3 separate regions of the Mus musculus genome follow, and all the other regions are linked to region 2. Evidence: chromatin loops called from intact Hi-C (ENCODE). Cell type or tissue: heart. All regions are shown on one strand. Region 1 overlaps Cyp2s1 (cytochrome P450, family 2, subfamily s, polypeptide 1). Region 2 holds the start of Tgfb1 (transforming growth factor, beta 1). Region 3 holds the start of Hnrnpul1 (heterogeneous nuclear ribonucleoprotein U-like 1).

Region 1 (8,000 bases), 120 kb before region 2:
CCCTGGGGAGGAGACCATCCCTTCTTGATTCTAGTCTGTTCTTTACGGACTGCGAGCTCCTGAGGATATCTATTGCTCTCCTCCCTTTTTACTCTTCGTGAAATATGGTCTTATTCTGTTGCCTAGGCTGGCCTGGAACTCACCCTGAAACCTAGGCTAGCCTGGAACTTGCAGATATCCCCCTGTTTCTGCCTCCTAAGGGCTAACCCCCCAGGCCTGGCTTCAGGTCTCTTTCTCTACCTCCATGTCTCTGTGTACAAGTTGGTAGAGCTGTCTAGCAAGCAAGAAGCCCTGGGCCCCACCCCTAGTACCACATGAACCGGGTATAGTAGTTCACACTTATCATCCCAGCGCCGAGGAGGCAGAGGCAGGAAACCATCTTCATCTATATAGCAAGTTTGAGGCCAGCCTGAGCTACATGAGACCCCAAATGGGAGTAATGACCAATGGCTTGTCTCGGTGGGTAAAGGGACTTGGCACCAAGTCTGACTGTCTGTGTTTGATCCCCGGGATCCACACAGTGGACAGGGAGAACCAGCTGCCACAAGTTGTCCTCTGACCTCCACATGCATGCCATGGCACACACATGCCCACACATGAAATTTTAAAAGATCTTTTTTAAAAATCTTGAATCTCACCTGCCATGCCTTTAGTCCCAGCACTCAGGAGGCAGAGGCAGGTGAATGTCTGTGACTTCAAGGCCAGTCTGGTCTACAGAGCAAGTTCTAGGACCACCAGGGATACACAGAGAAACCTTGTCTGGAAAATAATAATAATAATAATAATAATAAACAACTTAAATCTAAATCCCACTTAAATAACAGATCCTCATTTCTCAAGTTGTCTCAAACATTTATTTCAATCCTCAGGAGAAACAAGACCCAGGTACAGAATTCACCGAGAAGAACTTGCTGATGACGGTCACATACCTGCTGTTTGCTGGGACCATGACCATCGGTGCCACCATCCGCTATGCCCTCCTGCTCCTGCTGAGATACCCTCAAGTCCAGCGTAAGAAACTGTTCCTGCCAGGCAGGCCCCAGGAACCTGAGCGACGGTTCCAGAGGACAGAATGTGGAGGGAGATGAAAAGGTCATGATCTAAAATTCCCCGAGAGGTCAGGGCTTCCAGAACTTCTGATCACAGTGCAAGACGTAGTGAGAGGCGAGACAAGATCCGTCTGTGCCACCTTGTCACCTTGTCCCCAGGCATGGGAGCCATAGAAGGATGTTGAGCAGGGAAGATATATGATTTATTTATGCATTTATTTTTATTTGAGATGGGATCATACTGTATAGCCCAAGCTAGCCTGCTACTCACTGTTTAGCCCAGGCTGGCCTCTAACTCAGCGTCCTGGCTTGGCTTCCCAAGTGCAGAGTGTATTAAATTACCACACCCAGTTTGCATCTGCATTTTAGAAAACCTTTGCGCTTCCAGGACAGAATGAACTGTAGGAGACTGGGACTCAGTGATGGAGTCCCTGCCTAGAGTCTCAGGGGCAATGACGGGAGCTTGAGAGCCCTTGCTTGGGATCCACTGGTGAGAGGAAGGGACGTGGCTCAATGGTAGAGTATGACGGCCTAGCAAGCATGAGGCTCTGGGTAACATTCCCAGTTAGCACCCCCGCAACACACACGTACACACACACGCACACGCACACATGCACGCACACAGTGGATTGTAAATGATGAAGGCACTCAGGAAGGTGGACAGAAACCTGAAGACCTAAGACAGGGCTAGGCCAGGCTACGGAGACAGTGGGATAGAAGCAGAACAGGCAGGTTGTGGAGAACTAGGAAGGAAGGAAGGAAGGAAGGAAGGAAGGAAGGAAGGAAGGAAGGAAGGAAGGAAGGAAGGAAGGACTTGTCCAGGGGCAGACTTGAGCTTCTAGCTGGGAAACTGCAGACAGTGTCGTTACCCTGAGCTACAGACAGGAAGGATGCTTTCTAGGGGAGGCTGAACATGGACTGTAGGTCTTGCCTGTAATCCTAGCACTCAGGAGGCCTAAAGCAGAATGATTGACACAAGTTCAAGGCCAGCCTTTTCTACATAGTGAAGGAAGACCTTGGTTACATACCAAGGGCCTGTCATAAGACAAAAGACAAAAATGCGGGGACTGTATTAAAGTCATCTTGAGCCAGGCCCACAAAAGGAGAAGAATCCAAACTTCACAAGACACTGGATCAAGCCTGGATTTTAAAAATTATAACCCGGCTAGAGAGATGGCTCAGAGGGTAAGAGAGCTTGCTGCACAAGCATGGGGACCTGAGTTCAAATCTCCACCATCCATGTAAAAAGCTCAGTACGTCTCTAGAGCACTAAGGGAGGAGGGGCTGAGATGGGAAAATCACTGCTGGCTGCCAGCCTAGCTCCAAGCCCAGTGATGAATGCTGGGGATAAGGTGGCTAGTAATGAAGCAGGACACGGGACACGGGCATCGTCCTCTGGTGTGCGTGCATACACCCAAGCACACTGTGTGCACACAACCCCCCCACACACACACCCACACACACACAAGAAGAGTCACCATCCAGGTGTGGTAGGGCACACCTGCAGTGCCAGCACATAGTAGGCTGTGAGTTTGAGGCCCAGCCTTGGTTACACATTGAGATACACTCTAGCCTGGGTTATAGGCAAAACAGAAAACAATGAAAGAGAGGTGACAGTCACAGTCAGAACTGAGGCTAGCCCAGAATGAACCACACCCCTCCCCCAGCACTTGGGAGGCAGAGGAAGATGGATCTCTGTGAGTTCAAGGCCAGGCTGGTCTATGTAGTGATTTCCAGGACAGCCAGTCTCAACACCATTTTTTGCTAGGAAAGTTAAGACAAAATAGATACAATATCCAACACAGGCTGACGAGACCCCAGGCCTACACTGCTCCTCATCGGCTGCCAGTCCCACCCCCAAACCACTGTTGTACAAGATGAGGCTTCTGGGAGAAAGATCCCAGGGTTCATCCTACCCTTGACCTGCAACCTTCCTCTTGTATTCAGAGCGCGTCCGGGAGGAGCTCATACAGGAGCTGGGTCCTGGCAGGGCTCCAAGTCTCAGCGATCGAGTTCGCCTCCCTTACACGGATGCCGTTTTACACGAGGCACAGCGGCTCCTGGCACTGGTACCCATGGGCATGCCCCACACCATCACGAGGACCACTTGCTTCCGAGGGTACACTCTGCCCAAGGTAGGTGTATGGCACAGCCAGAGCAGTTATCTCTGCCCTGGGACTTGCGTTTTGATATCCCTGTCTCTGGAGGATCCTCACCCCCAACCACCATCCACCTCTTTCTCTCCCGCCTCCACTGAAAAACAGTTCAGAATAGAACCACCGGGGGGCGATATATTCCCAATCCTGCGATAACAGCAGCAGCGGCTCTTTCTGGAATCAAATCCTTATGTTAGCCCCGTTGTTTTCTTAGCTGGAACTTGAACAAATTGCTTCATACACTGAGCCTCAATATGCTCCTCTTTGAAATCAGGAATAATAATAATAATGGTCATTTGGACTTGTAAGATGATGCTTGTAAAACATCTACCCAGCTCTTGATGGTGGATGGATGCCCTATATACATACAGAAGACAGTCACGATGTCACAACCCCTCACATTGTGTCAGCTATTGTTCTGGATGCCTTCTGTTAGTATTATTTTCTTTCATCTGCAAAGCAATCCTATGTAATCATCACACCCATTTTACAGAAGGAAAAACTAAGATGTGAGTACCCAGCCAGAGAGTGGGAAGACAAGATTTGAACCCAGAACCTAAGCTCTAATCACTTCAACCTGCCTTTCTGTTCCTTAATAACAGTCCCATGATGCTCTTCTGGGAGCTCCTTCACCTTCACAGCTCACACGCCATGGGCCAGACTCCCTAGCAAGTCATGTTTTGCCCCTCTGCTCTGGTTTCTCCGCCTGCCTTTCCCCTCTACACCAAAGCCCCAAGAATACACAAGCTCTATCTGGCCTGAGAGATAGCCTTGCAGCCCTCCCTGCCTGTCCGTTCTTGGACATCCCTCCCACACACACTCTTGTCTTTTGCCTCCCTGGGACATTCCCCAGAGAGATGGCTTCGTACAGCTACAACTTAATCTTGGAATCACAACAGACTCCCAGAATCTCAAAACAGTATAAAAATAACACACTTTGCCAGCCTCCCCCGGGGATTTCTTTGGCTGCTGCTTAAGTTCCCTGGGCCTTAGTTTCTCTATCTTTTTTATATCACCCCTCACCCACATAAGGTGCTAGGGGCTGAACCCAGGGCCTCTTACACATTAAGCAAATGTTCTATCGCGGACTTACATCCCTAGACACACACCTTTGTGGGGTTTGTGTATTTGTTTGGTTGGTTTGGTTGTTTTTCTTTTGAAATAAGATCTTGTTAAGTAGCATGGGCTGGCCTTGAACTTGCAATCTTGCCTCCTTCCTGAGCTTTATTCCAGAGATTCCAGGTGTGAGGACAGGAGTGAGGCCACTGTGTGAACCTGTTTTATACAAGGCAGTGTGTGTGAATACTGAGAGAAAACGCTTGGCTATCCCAGCATGGTGGCAGATGCCTGCTAGGCCATCACTGGGAGACTGAGACAGGAGAATTGCTGCAAGTTCAAGGCTAGCCTGGGCTACATAATGAGACCCGGTCTATTAGAAAGAAAGTAGGAGCAAATGGGAGGAGAGGGGGGGGGCACAGACGTGTTTACTTAAAAAGCATAGTGCATAGCTGAGGACCCAAGTTTTCTTCTCAGCATCCATGTTGGGTGGCTCACAGACGCCTGTAACTCCAGCTCTAGGGGGACCTGATGCTCTTGAATCCATGAATATCACACACACACACACACACACACACACACACTGACATACGTGTACATAATTCAAAATACTAAAATTAAAAAATCTAAATACAAATAAATCTTTAAAAAAAACAAATCTTAATTTTTAATCAGGTTATCTTAAAAGTATGGGTGTAGAACACCCAACTGTGTGAGCTTTTCCCTGTCTCCTCAGGGCACTGAGGTCTTCCCTCTGATTGGCTCCATACTGCATGACCCTGCGGTTTTCCAGAACCCAGGAGAGTTCCATCCAGGCCGCTTCCTGGACGAAGATGGTCGGTTGAGAAAACACGAAGCCTTCCTGCCCTACTCCTTAGGTATCTACCGGGTTTTAGGGATAATTGGAAGGTGCTAATTGGCCAGTGGTGTGAGCTCCAGTTGAGGAGCACGTTCCTGCACCCCAGGGTCTCTGTCGGCTCCCCATATCTGTGGAGCCAGATGTGACCGCAGCTGACTCAGTCCTTCCCTGCCAGGTAAGCGAGTCTGCCTGGGAGAAGGCCTGGCTCGGGCGGAGTTGTGGCTTTTCTTCACTTCCATCTTGCAAGCCTTCTCCCTGGAGACCCCGTGCCCGCCGGGTGACCTGAGCCTGAAGCCAGCCATCAGTGGACTTTTCAACATCCCCCCGGACTTCCAGCTGCGGGTCTGGCCCACTGGCGACCAGTCCAGATGAAGGAAGGAGTTTGGAAGGTGGGAGCCCTCTGGGCTGAAAGAGCCTTACTCAGGGTGTGTGTGAAGCAGGTGTCTCAGAAGCAACATCACACTACACACCACGTATCAAGGCAGCTGTGGAGACCAGGGACCACACCACTACACAACCGCACAGCAACTGATGCATAGGCTTCTTTTTGGAGAGGGCTGTCTGAAACGGGGATCTTGTTATGTGGTGACACAAGCCGAACTCAAACTTGTGATCCTCCCGCCTCGGTGTCCTGCTCGCTGGAATTACAGGTATGCGCCACCATGAGCTGCATAGGCTTTCAGCCTACATCATGTAATATAGGCCATCTGGAATTGCAAGCATATAGCTAGATACCCCGCTGTCCACCACACGACTCTGTATGCTCACAACTCTAATCCAGCGACTGCCTACACAAACACACAAACAACCCAACCGTATTCAGGACTCTTAACTCTGTCTAACACGCTCAGCACCGCTGTTGCTGGGTCCCCGCCATAGAAAACAGCAAGCCCCAGCTGGGGTCATGTCACAGCCAGAACGATGTTCTGTCTACTCCCATGGATGACCTCACCACCATCCAGGCTCATGAGTGGCTCTATCAACGGCCACCAGCCAGTAATCCACACAGCCAAACCGTATGTGACAAGATCTTGGCCCTTCCAAACTTCTTCCCACTGAGGCACACCGTGACGACATACTATTCCCCAGTCACGTCCACACCCATGCCCCTCCAGCACGCTCCTTCCAACAAATGTTCCCAAATATAAAGGTTTCCTGGTCTGTGATTGTGCACACAGACCTTCTACAAATGAGGACCAGCGACCCAAAGAAAAAGGGTTTCCCAGTCATGTTATCAGGGGCCTGCTCTCAAACGCATTCTGATCTCTGAGCTGCCTGCAAGTCCTCATGAGAGTGCTGGAAATGTATCCTCCTCCTGGAAGGACTAACTGGCCTCACAGGGATGATGCAGGGGAGTGCTGTTAGCTGTTTCCAGCCCTCCTTATCAGGACAGAAGCCATAGCTGACCTCTTTGTGACTTGAAGGTTCCCGTTTTGCAATAAAAGTTTGTTTCTGGCCCGAACGGACCCCCTCTGCCTGTGTGAGTAAGGGGGTGGGGACGAGGGAGCCCGCCCCTCCCCTGAGGCTGGGAGGGAGCCGAAAAACATGGTTACCGCCCACCTCGCCCACGCCCACCTCGCTGCTTACATCAGTGCCAGATGTGAAGCTGAGGGGGAGGGAAGGGAAAGGACAGGGCTGGGGCTGTCTGCTGTCCTGCTTCAGGATCACTGGAAAGTCTTCGGCCAACAACAGATCTGGTCTCTGGAAGGGCTCCAAATCTGAAAGCACATACTGACACACAGGCACTAAGGACACAGGCCAGGGCATCCTACGCTTGGTTCCACTACCGTGCTTTCCCTCCCTTTCCCTCCTGGTTGTTTTTCCCCTCACTCATTTTGTTGTTTTGTTTTGTTTTTCCAGACAGGGTTTCTCTGTGTAAATCTGGCTGTCCTGGAACTCACTTTGTAGACCAGTCTGGCCTTAAACTCAGAAATCTGCCTGCCTCTGCCTCCCAAGTGCTGGGATTAAGTCGTGTGCCACCACTGCCCGGCCTTTTTTTTTTTTTTTTTTAAACAACCATCAATTCTATCGACTCTGCCTGGAGATGTAGCTTACCATGTATAGAGCCCAGAGTTCCATCTTCATTACTGACAGAAATAAAAAATAAAGTGACCACTAACTTTCTGCTAGGTCTGTTTCACTTATCACCCTTTGTTAAGGTTATTTTAAGAAAAATATTAGAAAATAATTGAACATGTGTGCCTTTTAATTTCTTCCAAGATGGGGCCTTAGACAAGCAGTGGTGGCGCATGCCTCTAACCCCAGCACTTGGGAGGCAGAAGCAGGTGGATGATCTGTGTGAGTTCGAGGCCAGCCTGGTCTACAGACCCAGTTCTAGGACAGCCAGGGCTACACAGAGAAACCATGTCATTTGAAAAATCTTTTAAAATGAGGACGAGGAGGAAGAAGAGGAGGAGGGGGGGTCTTACGTAGCCCAGGCTGACTTCTCTATAAAGTCAAGGCTAGCCTTGAACTTCTGATCCCCCTGCCTCTACATCCCAAGTGCTAGGATCACAGGTGTGCTCCGCTATGCCTGTTTTGTTTTCTTTTTTGAGACAGGGTTTCTCTGTGTAGCCCTGACCATCCTGGAAGTTGCTCTGTAGACCAGGCTGGCCTTGAACTCAGAGATCCACTTGTCTCTGCCTCCTGGGTGCTGGGATTAAAGGTGTGCACTTTTGGCTCACTGGTGCTGGTGATGGAATCCGAAGCCTCATCATCTGCTAGGTGAGCACTGCCGACTGAGCGACCTATAGATCTGTACCCACCCCAGAGCTATATCATCCTTTTAAAAGCTTTCTGAAGGGCTGGAGAGACAGCTCAGCGGTTAAAAGCCCTGGCTGTTCTTCCAGAGGTCTCAAGTCCAATCCCAAGCACCCGTAT
Region 2 (8,000 bases):
GGAATACAGTGCATGGTAAAGATATCATTTTAAACACTTTACAAAAGATAAAGGCATTGAGACTTCACAACATGGTAAGATTCAAGCCACCTTATTACAGGGACTAATTTTTTAAAAGCTTTTAAAAATTAATTTATTTATTTTATATATATGAGTACACTGTCGCTGTTTTCAGACACACCAGAAGAAGGAATCGGATCTTATTTCAGATGGTTGTGAGCCACCATGTGGTTGCTGGGACTTGAACTCAGGACCTCTGGAAGAGCAGCCAGTGCTCTTAACCTCTGAGCCATCTCTCCCGCCCCAGGGACTAATTTTTTTGTTTATTTTCTTTTGTTCTGGAGACAGGATTTCATAGCTTAGGCTAGTCTCACATTCACTGTGTATCCAAGGATGGTCTTGAAGCAGTCCTTTTGCCTTTGTCTCCCCAGTACTGGGACTACAGTCATAGACAGACTTGGCAGCCTGGGATTGGGTTGCCCCCCCCCATTTATTTGTTTGTTCGTTCGTTCATTCATTCATTCATTCATTCATTCACTTTATAACCCGACTTCAGCTTTCCCTCCTTCCAGTCCCCCCTCACATCCCCTTCCCTCACCCCCTCCTCTCCTGAGAAGGGGAAGCCCGCACCCCGTACCAATCCACCCCTGCACAGCGAGTCAGTAAGTCATGGGAGGTGGATGGAGGGGGAGAACTGAGTGGGAATGAGGATAAGCAGGGGAGGGGGGGATCAGATGGAGACAACCAGACAGTGGTCCTAATCCCAAAACTCTGCCATTTCCTGGCCAGTGGGGGTTTATTATCATTTGCCTGTCATCAGTGTCATTAGTTACTCCCCTCTTTAGCCCATTTCCTGGTCGTGTTAGCAGCAAAGAGGATTTCTAGGTAAGAGTGACTGCAGGTTTGGGAGCCCCATTCACTAAAGGGCTTCCTAGCCTAAAGGATGTCTGCACTGGGGAACGAAGGGGCAAAATCCCGAAATTCTGCGTCTGCTGGGGCTTCTGGCTTCTTGTAGTGGGGATGAGATGGTGATCCCAGACGTCGATGAAGGACAGAGGGCCTCTATTCTTGGTTCGGTTGTTACTCAGCAAACCACAATGGAGGGATGGGATCTCAGCTGGGGGTAGCCGATAGGGGAGAGATAGGAGGGCAGGAAGGATTGTGGGTGTCGCAGAGGGAAATGGGGTGACATAGAGATGAATAGGTATGTGGGAGAGGAGACGGAAATGAGAGGCACATGCCGGAAGAGATATATGCGTAAGAAATACAGTCTCAGGAGAGTAAAGGACTTCTCCAACGAAGAGGTCACATTAAGTCGTGGCTAGGGAGGGGTGTCATTAGGCCTGAGCCACAATTGGGTCCAGCAATGTGCAAATAATCCTTAAGTCCACCTCTGGGGTTAGGAAGGTGAAACCTGGAGAAGCTACTGACACCTAAAGTTCCCCGGTCACACACGACGCTTGGGTCCCGCGTGGGCGCCTACAGGGCGGGGCCGTGAGTTTCCCCGCCCACTACTGGGGTGAGGAGGGCGGGAGACTAACAGCCTAGGGAGGGCGGGATCCGGACCTGCCTCGTCTCGCCCCAGGCTCCGCGCGCGATCTCTGTCTCCCCTCCTCCCGGGCACGGGAAGGAAAGGGAAGGGAGGAGGGCGTGGCGACCGGACGCTGGGTTTTCCCCAGCCTCCGGTAGGAGGAACTGGGACCTTGGGGTTACAGCCTGTCAGCGTTCAGTTCCGTGGGGTCCTCTTACCCCCCCAAGAAGCGCAAGCTCCTCCCCACGCGCGTGGCACCCACGTGGGGGCTTCCTCATCCTTACCGATTCGGTTTTTTCATTTGAGTTTTGAAGACTGCCTCTCCCCTACTTCTAGCTGCTCCTCTAGGGCTCGACTCCAGAGGCTCAGCCACTCCCTTCCACGCCCAGGAGAGGGGCGCTCGCCACTCACTCCTGGATGGCATGGTATCCCTGCTCCGTCTGCCTGGCTGCCGCGGGGGGCCACCTTCCTAAGCCAGTCTCCCCTTTTTATGACTCCTTCCCAATGACCCAGTATTCTAGATTTCTTGAGGACTCGCTCGCTTCCTTCACTGGGCTCCGCCTGCCGGCTCGCGCGCTCTTTTACGCCCCCAAGCAAAACACTCGTGACACCTCCGGGCTCATTTTCCGCACCCTCTCTGCTCCTCTCTAGAGTCCTTCTCCCAACAACGTCGCTTTCCTTTTTCACTTGTAACCCCGTAGTGACTCCACAGATCACACTCTCTAGCGTGCGCCTGTCGCTTTCTGAGAGTAAGCCCACTAGAGATTTTATTTGGCAGTTCTAGGGTACCCATCCCCTAGGTTTTCTCTCCATCTCACGACCCGGTCTGGGGTCGGCTTTCCACATTGCATCTCCATTCCGAAATGTTGGACACCTTCCATTCTCTTGAGCTGGGTTCTACCTTTCTGGAAAGAGACCACCCAGCGAGCCCTGCATTTTTAGGCACCATTAGGGGAACTTAAAACAAAACCTGCCAAATGCTCCTCTTCTAGAGGGGACTCTCCCCACGACCTTGCTTTTCTAGGAGAGGATCACTTTGGCAGGCTGTCTATTCCTCTCAAAGACACCTGGGGTACGGGAAAGTGCCAGCCTCTTTGGGACACCCACACAGTTGTCCCGGTGCCCCCAGGGCTCCCCTTCCTCCAGCCAGTTTCCTCTGAGGGTAATTTCCTCCCGGTGACCCCTGCACTCCGGCGCCCCCTGGGGGCTCCCTCCTGGCTCCCCGGCCCCTCGGAGCTCACCGTTGTTGCGGTCCACCATTAGCACGCGGGTGACCTCTTTAGCATAGTAGTCCGCTTCGGGCTCCGGCTCTGGGTCGGCGCTCTCGCCTGCCACCCGGTCGCGGGTGCTGTTGTACAAAGCGAGCACCGCCTCGGGCAGCGGGCCGGGCGGTACCTCCCCCTGGCTTGGGGGACTGGCGAGCCTTAGTTTGGACAGGATCTGGCCACGGATGGCTTCGATGCGCTTCCGTTTCACCAGCTCCATGTCGATGGTCTTGCAGGTGGAGAGTCCCGCGGCTGGCCTCCCGGGCGTCAGCACTAGAAGCCACGGGAGTGGGAGCAGAAGCGGCAGTAGCCGCAGCCCCGAGGGCGGCATGGGGGAGGCGGCGCCCCACGGCACTTCGGAGAGCGGGAACCCTCGGCAAAGGTGGGATGCGGAGGCCCCGCCCCTGCAGGGCTTGTGGGGTGGGGTCTCCCAAGGAAAGGTAGGTGATAGTCCTGAATAATTTGAGGTTGAGGGAGAAAGCAGCAGGAGTCGCGGTGAGGCTCTGACACCAAGGTGTCTCAGTATACCACCAGGGTAAAAATCGAGATGAGCGCTCTCTGAGATCCAAAAGTGGGTGTTCTTAAATAGGGGAGCTACTGCCAGCAGGTCCGAGGGAGATCTGCCTCTCGGGGGAGAGAGGGTCCTGGGATGCGAGGGACTCAAGAGGCAGGCTGGGGGGAGGGCGGCGTGCAAGGGGTGCGCCCCAGCTTTGGGGTGAAGTCTTCGCGGGAGGCGGGGTTTGTGGCTCCCGAGGGCTGGTCCGGAATAGGGGCGTCTGAGGAACGCCGGGTAGCGATCGAGTGTCCACGACGGTGAGCAGGGCTGTCTGGAGTCCTCAGGTCCTGCCTCCTTGCGAGACAGCGCAGTGCCAAGAAGTCCCCACGTCTCTGACTTGCAGTAGCAGCGGAAAAGTCTCAAAACTTTTTTCCTCTTCTCTCAACCAGCTCGTCCCTCCTCCCACTCCTCCTCCCCCTCCTCCCTGCGGCGGCGGCTGGTCTCAGACTCTGGGGCCTCGGACGGCTCCTCGGCTGCTCCTTTGCCGGCTCCCAGCGGAGGCCGACTCCGAGTGCGGCTCAGAGCCGGGGGTGCCCCGAAGGGGCGTCCCCCCTGCCCCGGCCGGGGGCCTGGCTGTCTGGAGGATCCGCGGCGGGAGGAGGAGGGGGACGGCCTGGGGCGCGAAGGGCGGCGGCGGCGGCGGGACCGGCTGGGGCGGCGGGGGTTTTGAAGCCGCCCCGGCCCCACCCAGGAAGCGCGCGCGGGGCGGGGGCAGCCCCAGGGGGAGGGCATGGGGGGGCACTGTCTTCATCTTAGCGTGGGCGGGCTCCAAGGGGGGTCCCTTCAGCCCTGCGGGGAGGGGGCGGGCACCCCGGCCTCGCCCCACCTCCAGGGTGCTGCCTCCTGGCGGCGGAGCACTACTAAAGCCGGTGACCAACCAAAGCGCCCCGGTGGATTTGGGAGTTGTTGAAGGGTCAAAGGAAAAATTGGGACTTCGTGAGAAAACAGAGTCCTGTATTAGAAGTGGGGACCTAGGCGGTGGAGAGCGAAAGGCAGGGGCAGACTTTGCGGATGAGAGTGTCAAGGAGAGTGAAATAAGGAGACCGACGTCTGAGAGCTTTAGCGGATACAAGGAGGCACCTTACCCATGAGAAATACACGCTTTTATTAAGTGCCCCCGACAGTCCAAACAGTGGGCCCTGCTCATGTCCCTCCAACCCACAGCCCTTTCTACCCCGTAGTTCAGTGGAGCATGGGCCACAGGGGAGTTCCTGGCCTTGCAGTCCATGGCATAGGGGCCATGACTTGGGGGTGATCAGGACTGACAGTCTCCAGAGTCCACGTGCCTGCTTCACTGCTGTGCCATTATGTGCTCAGTGGATGATGGCGATTAGTAGCAATGAAGTCCCTCAACACTCCACTCCATAGCGATCGAAGTGGCGCAGCAGCAGGCCGATACCAAGGTGCACTGTGCCACCCGCGGCCGTGTGCAGGCGGTAGCGGTCAGCCCCGCTGTAGATGGTATCTGCGTGCAGCAGCTGTGGCCCACCACCCACGAAAGCCCGTGCTAGCTGCTCCCTCCAACTGCCCAGGGGCCTCCATGTAGGGCAGTCCAGCTGATGAGTGCCTGGGCTGCTAGGCACATGGCAAAAGCCATAGCCAGCAAGCTGGCAGCGGCCAAAGCTGTCCTGGGACCACACCTGGAGATGGAGTCGAGGCCAACCTGCGGGAGGAGAGGCGTTAGAGAAAAGGACAAAGGGGCAGAACCCTGCTCCCGGGTTCCCAGCATTGAAACCACTGGAGACCTCGCACAGTACTTTTACCTTGGATTATTGCCTGAATTTCCTCTCTGGGTTCTCATCTCCCACTCACTCCACATAGTAGTCACAGGAATCTAGAGCAATCCACATTACCCTCTTGCTCAAAACCCTCCCATGACTCCCCTGGGCCACAGAACAAAGTCCAACCTCTCAAGTCAAGTCTGGCCTCGTCTGACCTCCCTTTGTGGTCTCTTCACTCTCCCAGGCCCCCAGGTCAGCACCTCAGCTTAGACCCCTTCCGCCCTCCTCCTCATGGACTTGCTTTGCTCTCACGCACCTGACTCAGATTTCCTTTCTTCCCCAGTGGAGCCATCTCTCCCCTTCGTTAGGTTTCTAGTGGCCTCAATGCACAGCTGAGTGTCCCAGCCTGACAGTCCAATGCTTGGAGATGCAGCCCAGCCCCCCCCCCCCCCAACCCTAAGCCCTCCCCTGGCAGGCCCTGTTCTCCAGGCTGGGGACACAGCAATGAACACAGCAGACAAAAATTCCTGCCCCGTGAAGCTGACATCCTAGACAACCAACATAGTAAATAAGTAAATTATAGGGTATGTCATATGGTGATAACCGCTCTGGGGAAAAACAACAGCCAGAAAGGGAGGGGTGGAGATGTAGTTTGGAAAATTGGGGAGCAGCTGAAGGAAGCTTTCCTAAAGAAGGTGACATTTGGGGCTGAACACTGCAGTGTACAGCTGGAATGCCAGCACTTGGGAGGTAGAGGCAAGAGGATCCCCAGAAGTTCAAGGCTAGCCTGGGCTACACAATGAGTTCTAGGACAACCAGGGCTACATATCTGAAGGGTGACATTTTGGCACACACTTGGGCTGCTGAGGCCCCAGGCTAGGCTGGACTATGTTCTGAGACTCTATCTCAAAAAGCAAACAAGCCAACCAGGATGCAACATAAATGCTTAAAGAAGTGGGCTCTCTAGGCACCTAGGGGAATGACAGATCCAGTCAGTGCAAAAGTTCCGAAGTAGGAGCTAGCCTGGTGGGGCCAATGAGGCTAGAACGGGGAGTCGTGGGGAACAAAGGACAGAGGTGACAGCCAGATTCCATAGGCCTGTGACGCCAGAGAAGGCTCCGGCTTTTCTCTTGAGCGATAGGAGGCCTGCAGGCAGGTTCCATACAGAGGAAGAACATGCTGTATTTAGGTCCTCCCAGGGTCCAGTCCAGTATCCAACCCTGAGAGCACAGTGAAGACAGAAAGAAAGAATGGTCCCAGAAGGCTGGGCGTGGTGGCACACGCCTTTTATCCCAGCACTTGGGAGGCAGAGGCAGGCAGATTTCTGAGTTTGAGGCCAGCCTGGTCTATAGAGTGAGTTCCAGGACAGCCAGGGCTATACAGAGAAACCCTGTCTTGAAAAACAAAACAAAACAAAACAAAACAAAAAACAAAAAATGGTCCCGGAAAGAGAAGATGGACAGAGAAGGCTGGGTGGGATGGGGTGAGAAACAAAAGTGGGTTTCAGAGCCGCCAGGGTTTGTTGGTGAGCTGAGAGACTAAGAAGGAAGCAAACAGGGAGGAAGACAGCTAAGGCCAGGACTGAGGAAAACTTCCAACGTATCACCCTCACAAACTAGTACAATTGTTCAGAAGGAGAATCTGATCCATCCATTTCTTCTTGGGCTCCCCAGAGCCTTCGAGAATCAGTCTTAGTGCCTTTGCAGGCGAGGCCTTACATTCTGTCCCTGCCGCCTCATCCCCCACTGTCCTTCTCACCCACAGACAGCGAATACCCAGGACACACCTCCCCATTTCTACCTGGCTCCAGCTCTCTGACTCCACCCTCTGTCTTTGTCCTTGGGCCTAGTTAGCTTCTCTTGGCCCTTTACAGCAGAACTCTAACTGCTCTGCCCTATAAGGCCATGGGACCAATCAGAGATGACTTCTGTGTTTCCAGGGCCTCTGTGCTGGCCACATTTGGAAACAGGTCTATCTTCTACCTATAATGGAACCCTTGATGACAGGGCTTGGAGGGTCCTTCTTAGTTGGGGATGTCCCTGCTCAAGCTGGACAGACGTAGGCTCAGTCAACAGTCCTCATTCCCAGAATCTGCTGTGTTTTAACCAGAAAAGCTGCACTGACATGATACCCTCCTCCTCCCTCGAAGACTCACTTCCCCTTTGAGCAGAACCTCTGCCTGTGTGAGCAACGGCAACTGGCCCATTTCCTGTCCCTCTCCTCCCTATCTATCTCTCTTTACCCTATGCAGCCTCCTCAGTGGCCGTTAGTCAAAGGCCCCTCCCACTTGACCCCCACTTCCTGATATCTTCTCTACCCCAACCTCCGGCACATTCCACAGGCCTAGGGTTCTGAATAGCTCGGGTGAGGCCTCAAATGCACTGCTCTAGGGGAGGCTGTACCAGAAAAGGGACCCACAAAGTACAGGGAGCAGACAGCCATGGTGTTCCAAGCCCAGCTCCTCTTAGTTTGACTGCCCCTCCCCATCCTGTCATCCTGTACCCACCTTGGAGACCTTTAGTAGCGAAGTGCAGGTCAATGGGGTGGGACCAGTAAGCCATGTCCCCTATCTGGGGTGTGTCTACCTGTGTCTGGCCTTCTCGTACACCTGAGAGGAGCTTCCATGCGGCCCCTGTAATGAGAACCAGGACATCAGGGTTTGGGGGATAGCAACCTTCAAGAAGGGGACCTGCCGTGGCAATGAGTTTGTTCCCTCTGGTATCTGGGAGTGGGAGTTACACAGTGTAGACTCTAGAGCCAAGTGTCTGGATCCAGATCTTGGCACTGGCAGTGTACATCTGAAATCTCAGCACTTGGGAGTTTGTTTGGGGCTTTCTTGGGCTGCCTGATGAGTGTCAGGTCAGCATGGGCTACAATGTGGGTCTCAGTCTCTAAAGAAAAATTGGAGGGGTTGAAGAGCACGTGAG
Region 3 (8,000 bases), 68 kb before region 2:
ACCTGATCCTAAGGATTCCTGTAGCTGTCTCACTGCAGCTGACGTCCACTCAGCTGGACGCTATGTCCTTTGTCCTTCTACAGCCCCAGGACCCACTCTGTCTGCTGACAGAGGCTGCCCAGCACCTCCAGGGCAGGAGGACGGAGCCTGAGACAATCTTCCACCTGGGACATCCTCTCAGGACCCAAGCTAGGCACTGCCACTGGGGGAAAGCTCACCCCCCCACTCCGTCACTCCAGGCCTTCTCCCCAGATGCAGAATGGCCTTCCCTCCCTTCTCAGATGCAGTCCATGCCTTATGCACCCTATCCATAACAGTTTCAAGGGATCGTCTCACATCTTCCATCCCAGCGTTCTAGATTTTAAGGTTTGAGTTTAGAGTTCAAAGTTCTCAAAGATGATGAGTCTTTGGACCGAGATGCTTGTTTCTAGGTCTGCAGCGCTGTTGCTATAGACAGGCCCACTGCTCGAAGGCTCTGAGATTCTATGGCTCTAGATTTTTCTGGCTCTATAATTCGTGGCAATGCTCCCATGGTTTTAGGTTGCACGACTCTGAGATTCCAGGACCTAAGGCTTCTAGACTTTATTTTTCTGGAGCCAGGGGTCCTGTCAGTGGAAGATTGTAGATTTTTAAATTCTAAAGATTCTAGGCATGAAGGTTCTAAGGCATACTGCTTCTCCAGTTTAACAGTTTAGGGCTCATGTTGGAATACTCCAGATCATAATGTTTCAAACTTTTATTTTTTTTAATTTCTAAGACCCCAGTGATGGTCAACTACAGATTCTGAAGCCTTATGACCATAGATTCTTTTATATAAAAATCCTGTATCTCAAGGAAATATGATTCTAGACTCTGAAATTCCAAAGCTTTAAGAGTCTCCAGATGGAGTTTCTAAGCTATGATGTGGTGATAATCTAAAGTTTAGTCCAAGGTTCTAGATTCCTAAGCTTCCACGTCATCTGCTCCCAGGATTCCAGATTATTAAACTCTAAAACTCTAATGTTGGCCTGATCTTCGTCTCAGGCCCTGTAGGATGCTGTGGGTCCTCAGCATCTAAGTCACAAGAGGCTCCAGTTAACGAGGACTAATGAGACACCAAAGTTCTAACCACTTCTAATGCTGGACACCTCTAGGTTCTATGCTGCTTTTTGCCTTTCTAGCACATAATTAAATGCCCAAGAATACATATGTCTAAAGATCTTAAATCTCTAAGCACTATGGAGCCAATGTTTTGAGTGTCTGAGATTCTAAAGGTCCACAGTCTAGAGTATTAGGTACGACTCCAAGGGTGGGCGCTTGTAGCCATCCTAAGTCCTTTCCCTCCTTAAGCACCTATGCTCCTCCTCTCCTTGTGTGGGGTACACCCCACCTTAAGCCTGTGCGATGCACTGGGAATGCCTGCTTTCCTCCAAGGGATGGGTCATCTCCCCTCATTTGGGGCCATGTTGCCCCTTGAGCCAGTCCCCTATGCCTGTTCTGAAGTGTGGACTCTGGTGCCTCCAGAGAGGCTCAGATCACATAAAACTTTTGTCAGTCACTATTCTGTCTCTTGTGTCCATTCAACTGTGCTACGTCCCCTCTCCCTAGAGATTCGGTTTCCCCACTGTGAGAAGAAAGGCTCCTGTAATCCCAACACCTGAGCGGCAAGAGGATGGAAAGTTAGTTGCAGGCCATCGTGGCTTACCTAGAGGGACCCTGACCTCAATAAAAAGAATAAGAAGAGTTTGAGGGACACATGGGAATGTTTTCATTAGTGAGAGTAGACATGAACCATGCACATAGACAAATATATACAACCAAGGAAAGTCAGACTCTCAGAAAGCCCTGAGGAATACTCCCTCTCTGTCAGAGAGAGAGAGAGAGAGAGAGAGAGAGAGACAGAGAGAGAGAGCCAGACAGAGAGAGCGAGCCAGACAGAGAGAGAGAGAGAGGGATGGAGGGAGAGAGCGATCCCCGACAGGGTCTTACACAAACATTCCAAAGTAACAGACATGTGAATTAGTGCACATGCTCAGGCAAACCTAGCCACAAATGCAAAGGCCCAGTTATGCACTCACAGTAACAGAAACATATAAACCCACACTTGTAAATCTGCAAACATCAGCAGGCAGGTACTCACCAGCAATAGGAAGAACCTTTAGTAACAGACACAGAACAAGCATTACACACACTCAAGAATCCAACATGGTGCACATAATCCCGGCGCTTGAGAGGTATAAGCAGAAAGATCAAGACTTCAAGGTTGACCTTGATTTCACAGAGAGATGCAGGCCAGCCTGGGCTACATGAGACTGTCTTAATAAAGAAGAAAATAAACTAACATGCCCAGACTAGTACAAAAGATTCTCACATAGGCAAACATTCAGATTGTTGAGGAAAGATGGACCAGAACACCTCGAACCACAGATGGACAAAGATCCGAGTCTTCACTTTTTCCTAGTCTGTGACTACTACCATTTCAAGAACCCTATGCGGCGCCCGGTCGCCCCCCGGTGGTGGTTCCTGAGAACTGGGTACAGTTCAATCCGGGCCACAAAGTTTTTTTTTTTTTTTTTTCTTTCAAAAAACAAATCATTGTGGTCAGCTGGGAGGAGAGAGGAAGTCCGACGTGGGCGAGGGGCGGGGTGTCTGGACTGGAACCTCGGGCCCACGTGAGTGTCTGTCCCGCTGCTGAGTGGGTGCTGTGTGTCTAGGTTGCTGTGGTGTGAGCTTGTAGCGTGAACTGTCTTAGCTGAGCTTTGTCGCACGATGCTGCATGCTTGTGCCACACCTACACTGCCGTTTGAAGTCTTATCCTGAATTGATGCTTTTGGCCTGTCACGCCTATTCATTTATTGTGGGATGTTTGCGTGTGTCTAATAGAGAGTGTTTGTGGCTTTTGTTGGGAGTTAAGGCTATAGATGTCGGTGCACATTTGCGTTGTGCGTCTCGGTGTTATTTCACTAAGTTTTTGTCTTCTGAGCAAAGGGCGACAGGTGTATGGATTAACACAACCTGTCGTAATTACGGATTCTCGTGTGCGAATTGGTCAGAGTAGACACAGCAAGATTGAGGTTGAGCAACAACGGTTTAATGGATTCGAGATGGAAAGCCGCGAACTTCTGCAGCTATGCCCAGAGCGGGAAGGCTCTATGGTTGCGTGCAGAGTGGCTTGTCTAGCAACCATAGAGAAAGCGCCCTGGGAGGTTGTGCATCAAAGGGAGGGGTGCGATTTACCACACAACTTTTCTCCCGTTGTTAGCCTAGCCCCTGCTTTCAACCCTTCAGCGCTCTCCAGGACCAATTTTGTTGTTGTTGTTTCTCATAAAGGCAACTGGGTTTCTAACAAACGATGAGTAACAGATCCACTTGATTTTCATTCCGTATTATACCCTGCTGTACGGAGAACTTTGAGAGGCAAGCCTCTCAAGAATGGCCAATCTAGTTCGCTTTTTCTAAAGCGCTCAAGCTCTGGCAGTGGTGAAATATAACAGTAACTGCGATTGGCGAACAGGTTGTTTTGAAACCGCCCTAACGGCAAGGGGCGGGGCCTCGGTGAATTAATCTCCTTCCGGTTCCCGAAAGGCAACAGGAAAGACGAGGGTTGGCCGGCCTCTTCCCGCCGCATTTGATTGGTTGTGGTGGTTTTACCCGCTTGGCCTCCGCGAGGGGGCGTGAGATGAAGACCAGTTAGAATGTGTTTTACAGAGAGTCTGAGGGAAGCACGGCGCGGAGAGACTGGGCGGTTGTTCTGAGATCTGGCTGCTAATGGCTCCAAGTCGTTACTCCCTTTCCTTCATTTGACTGTACCGCAGCGGGCGCGCGAGCGCTACCCAATCAGCGCTTGCTCCGCCTCTCGCCTTTTCCCGCCCTCCACTCTGGCCGCGACTTCAACGTAGGCTAACGCTTCCTCTTAGGCAGCTCCTGAGCCCTCTAGTACCGTTCTTTTGAAAGCCACACTGTGATTGGCTTGGTTCCCGGGCCCGCGCCCGTTGCCCCATGCGCTGACCAATTGAGACTCGTTTTACATCGTACGGTCCGGGCAAGGGGGAGGAGGCGGCGGCGGCCATCTTGAGCCGCCGCCGCCATTGGAGTGGCCCCCCCTTTTCCCCCTTCGCCTCCTGACAGGCAAGGTTTAGGGGGGACAGAGCCCTGGGAGGCCGGGCCAGGCTCGGGGGCCGCCCCGGGGGCCCGGGCCATGGATGTGCGTCGCCTGAAGGTGAACGAACTTCGCGAGGAGCTGCAGCGCCGCGGCCTGGACACTCGCGGCCTGAAGGCCGAGCTTGCTGAGCGGCTGCTGGCGGCGCTAGAGGCCGAGGAGCCCGAAGACGAACGGGAGCTCGAGGCTGACGACGATCCGGGGTTACCTGGGCACAACAACGAGGAGGTCGAGACCGAGGGGGGCTCCGAGCTGGAGGGGACCGCGCAGCCACCGCCGCCCGGGCTGCAGCCGCACCCGGAGCCCGGCGGCTACTCGGGGCCGGACGGACATTGTGAGAGTGCGCGGGGCGGGGGACCGGGGAGCCTGGAGTCCGGGCCGAGGACGGGCTGTGGGACGCGGGAGCTCGACTCCACAGAGATCCAGGAGATGGTCTGAGGAGCCAGGGATCCTGCCACCTGCCGTTGTAAAGGATCTGCGGCCAGGGCCTCGGGGCAGCCTGAGGGCGGATCCTGGCCTTCGGTGCAAGGAAAACCGTGTGGAGGGGGATGGATTTTATTTTAAGGCGACCAGGGTCCTAGCGGGCGGGCGGGGAGGATTTTATATCCTGGGATTCGGAGACTGGAAACTGCTTTGGGGTTCTGTTTTGTGGCTTTGAGTTGGAAAAAGTCGGAAGAACTAGACGTTTTAGGGAAAGGGGTGTCGGGGGGCGGCGTCTTGGAAAATGAGAGATTCTAGCCGAGCGGTGAGCTGACAGCTTGGGGTAGCCATGCTAGTCCACCGTTTGGGCTGAGTCTCAAAAGCTGGATTTTCAGGTAGCGGAAGAATGGCCTAGGGTGCAGGTCAGGGAGAATTTTAAGGGTAGAAGATCTTTGATTTTCTTCACGGATGGGATAAGATCTGCTTAGTGCTGGGGGTGGACTGGCACTTTGGACCTACGGGTGTCCAAGGCTGGGAAGAGTCTCCCAAAACATGGACTGAACTCTCCAGTGTGTGCCAGGTGGCCTTTTAGGAGGTAATGAAAGACCAGCAGATTTGGAAACCCCTATCCCCAACTCCTACATTTCCTCGAGGTTACAGGGTCAACCTTGAGGGCAGGTACAACTTGTATGTTTGGTACTGGGAGGTCTAGGCTATCTAGTTGGCTTCCAGAGGAGATTTGGGATCTAAATGGTGACAAGAAAGGACAGAATCTTCTCATGGACAAAGAAACTAGAGGGCCTAGAATTGGAAGGACTCAGGTTAGTACTCTGTGGTTTCTGCTGAGTGGCCTTGCATTCTTAACTATGGGTAGTTTTTGAAACAGGAGTTGTGGGGAATGAGTTGGTAACTCTGGTGGGACCCTTGTGTGTGCCAGGGATCATGTGGCTAGTCTAGCAGGTGTGGGGGAGGGAAGTGTGGAGGGTATGAAAAAGAAAGAAAACCTGTTGCTTTGGCTGGGGGCCTCATGATGAAGCAGAGGGAGTATTCCTTTCCAAGAGAGGGCTCCTGAGTCCCCAGAAATAGTTACTTGTATGCTCAGGGAGATGGGGTGCTCAGGGAATATGGGGGAACTTGATCTGCCCAAAGTGTCTCTAGTTAGGATTGGCATCAAAGAGCAGTCCTTTGAGTAAAGGAGACCCTGGTATGAGAGGGAATTTGGAACCAGACACAGTGGTGTCCAAGACTTAGAGTGTTTTTCTGAGAAGGCACTGTGGAGTTTGGGACTAAACAGTAAAAAGAGAGAAAAAATGAGTCCTCAAAAGAGTCTTGGGATTGGCATTGCTACTCAATTGTTCATAAGAAGTTGGATCCTGTAGAGGGGCCACCCTAGATGTAGAGTGTTAGGGATTACCCTGTGCTGGCAAGTCTTCCATGGACAATTCCCTGCTAAGAAGGGAGGAGTGGCCTGTGAATGTATCCAGAGCTGAGAAACCCTGGCAAGAAAGGCTTGTGAAAGAGCCGAGAGGATGCTGCCCTTAACCTTGCTTCTAGCAAAAGGGTCCTGGGAAAGAGAGTTGGATGCTTCAGAACCAACTGTAGACTTCTTGAAATCAGCAGATCATTGCCCCTCTGAGCCTGGTCTCCTTGTAAAATGGGAATGGTAAGACTGTCCTCCTAGAGTTGATAGTCATGAGATCGTGTGTTTCAAGGGCTTCATACAAGGTTGCCTGTCTTTAGGGGAATGTTGTAGAGAGTAGAAAAGGACCCCAGCCAGCATCATATCCTCTCTAGGGCAGCCTATCCCCTAGTAGGTGAAAGAACATAGGTTTTCTGGGGAAGACATTGTCCTGAGACTGGAGGAGGAAGAATAGTGTGAAGAGGCCTTGTGTTGCAGTTAAGGAGATCCTCTGTCCCTTGACATCGTCATTCCACACACACACACACACACACACACACACACACACCCCAACACCAACAAAATCATCTAAGCGCCTCTTTCAGGTATCCTTCTCTAGTACTTCCTTCATTCTTGGTAAACAGATACTATATACAGCAAGCCACATGACTTCTTGCTTTCCTCCCTTTGGGCTGCACCTGGTTTGTGCCCAGATGTATTTGTCCTCTGAGAAAGAATCCAGTTAACAAGTGGCACAATAGTCTCTTTCCTTGTGGTTCTGCCTCGCTGCTTCTGGCACAGCTTCTAGCAGGGCTCTGGAGGTACCCATCAGCATGCTTACCCCAGGGGCAGAGCTACATACTCTCCGTCCTAAGTTCATAACGTTCTCTCTTTGTTTCCACTGTAATTCTGCTTCTAGGCTTTTCACATGAGACATTATTCTTCCCCAGGAATATTCTCTGATCTCATCACTGAGCCTTTGACTATGTATCCTTTGAGTTGAGGCTTATCTGCTCCTTACTGGATCTTTCTTATCTCTTGGTGCTTCACATAAAGTGTGATATATAATTTTACAGTGTAAGTGTCTGTCTTCCTAAACTGGATGCTTTAGTGGGGCAAGTTAATACTCACGTGCATCCCAAGGTCTGATGTGTATATGACATGCATTCCATAAGTAGTTACTATTGCTGTTAACCCTCTTCATCACTTCCTGATCTGATAGAACACTTTTCCTAACCAGTTCTAGCTCCAGCTATTTGGGGACCTATTCTTAGTAATCCTGGACACCATTATGATCCTGAGGTTTTGTATACTGCGTTGCCTGTGCTAGTGATGCATGCATGAGGCCCTAGACTTAATCTACATCAAAAAGCAGGGGCAGGCAGGAGTGTTTTAAGTCACAGACGAATGGGACTGTTCAGAGAGCTGGTTTTGAAGACTGGGCCCTGAAGTCAACTCTAAGCAATATACTTTAAAGTAGAGACTAGTGTTAACAGCTCAGTGACGTGCCTGGTACGTCCTTAGAGTAGCTTCCATTTCTTTAAGTTTAAGCTCCAGAGTAGAAGCTACTCTAAGGATGTACTGCTCAGAAATCAAGCCAGACTTACTTCTTTGACTCTACTATCTCTTTTAAACTGTAGAACTTCTTCCTCAGTCAGTTTAGTGTATTCAGTTGTGGATCTGTTTGCAGACTTTTGAGACACAGAGGACATAGCCTTAGGAAGCTGGGGACACCTACTACCTAAATAGGTTACCATTTGAAGGTGGACTTCCGACAATCTGAGTGAAGGCCGATGTCTTGGTTACAAAAGTACTTTCAAATGCATTCATCTAACTGATTTTTTTTTCTTTTTTAAAATCTTAAGATGTCATGGACAATATTACCAGACAGAACCAATTCTACGAGACACCAGTCATCAAGCAAGAAAATGAGTCAAGCTATGATAGGAGACCACTAGACATGGAGCCACAGCAGCAAGTATATCACCCAGGTAGGAAGGCTCCCACGCTTGCTCTCTTCTAAGTAAGACCTTGCATCTCGCT

What was found. Peaks named below come from ENCODE experiments on the same cell type or tissue, not always from the same donor. Only the 100,000 strongest peaks of a DNase experiment are listed, where the experiment ranks them.
Region 1: it touches region 2 in a loop (2.7-fold over the local background); 3 of 42 quality-filtered maps call a loop at or near these places.
Region 3: it touches region 2 in a loop (4-fold over the local background); 8 of 42 quality-filtered maps call a loop at or near these places.

What each region holds. Positions count from the first base shown.
Region 1 is chr7:25,801,055-25,809,054 of GRCm38, reverse strand. Cyp2s1 (cytochrome P450, family 2, subfamily s, polypeptide 1) reads left to right here. Exons shown (of 9, transcript NM_028775.4): 6 at 870-1,011; 7 at 2,997-3,184; 8 at 4,998-5,139; 9 at 5,296-6,586. The coding sequence ends at 5,492. Among named protein-coding and RNA genes, the nearest start is that of Cyp2s1, 11 kb to the left of the region's middle. In heart, CTCF peaks have their summits at 3,122 and 3,328 (motif pointing right); DNase peaks (open chromatin) are centred at 3,174, 5,394, 6,124, 6,674 and 2 weaker places; H3K4me3 peaks cover 1,406 bases; H3K27ac peaks cover 2,114 bases.
Region 2 is chr7:25,682,996-25,690,995 of GRCm38, reverse strand. It overlaps B9d2 (B9 protein domain 2), which reads right to left. Exons shown (of 4, transcript NM_001362154.1): 3 at 7,580-7,705; 4 at 4,434-5,015. The coding sequence ends at 4,702. It overlaps Tgfb1 (transforming growth factor, beta 1), which reads right to left and starts at 3,994. Exons shown (of 7, transcript NM_011577.2): 1 at 2,773-3,994. The coding sequence starts at 3,127. In heart, CTCF peaks have their summits at 1,950, 2,746 (motif pointing left) and 4,210 (motif pointing left); DNase peaks (open chromatin) are centred at 1,655, 2,865, 4,055, 7,305 and 4 weaker places; H3K4me3 peaks cover 4,540 bases; H3K27ac peaks cover 4,375 bases; H3K27me3 peaks cover 1,312 bases.
Region 3 is chr7:25,750,813-25,758,812 of GRCm38, reverse strand. Hnrnpul1 (heterogeneous nuclear ribonucleoprotein U-like 1) reads left to right here and starts at 4,054. Exons shown (of 15, transcript NM_144922.3): 1 at 4,054-4,472; 2 at 7,823-7,948. The coding sequence starts at 4,178. It overlaps Axl (AXL receptor tyrosine kinase), which reads left to right. Exons shown (of 20, transcript NM_009465.4): 20 at 1-2,313. The coding sequence ends at 151. In heart, CTCF peaks have their summits at 3,648 and 4,261; DNase peaks (open chromatin) are centred at 2,622, 3,672, 3,712, 5,508 and 1 weaker place; H3K4me3 peaks cover 3,919 bases; H3K27ac peaks cover 3,635 bases.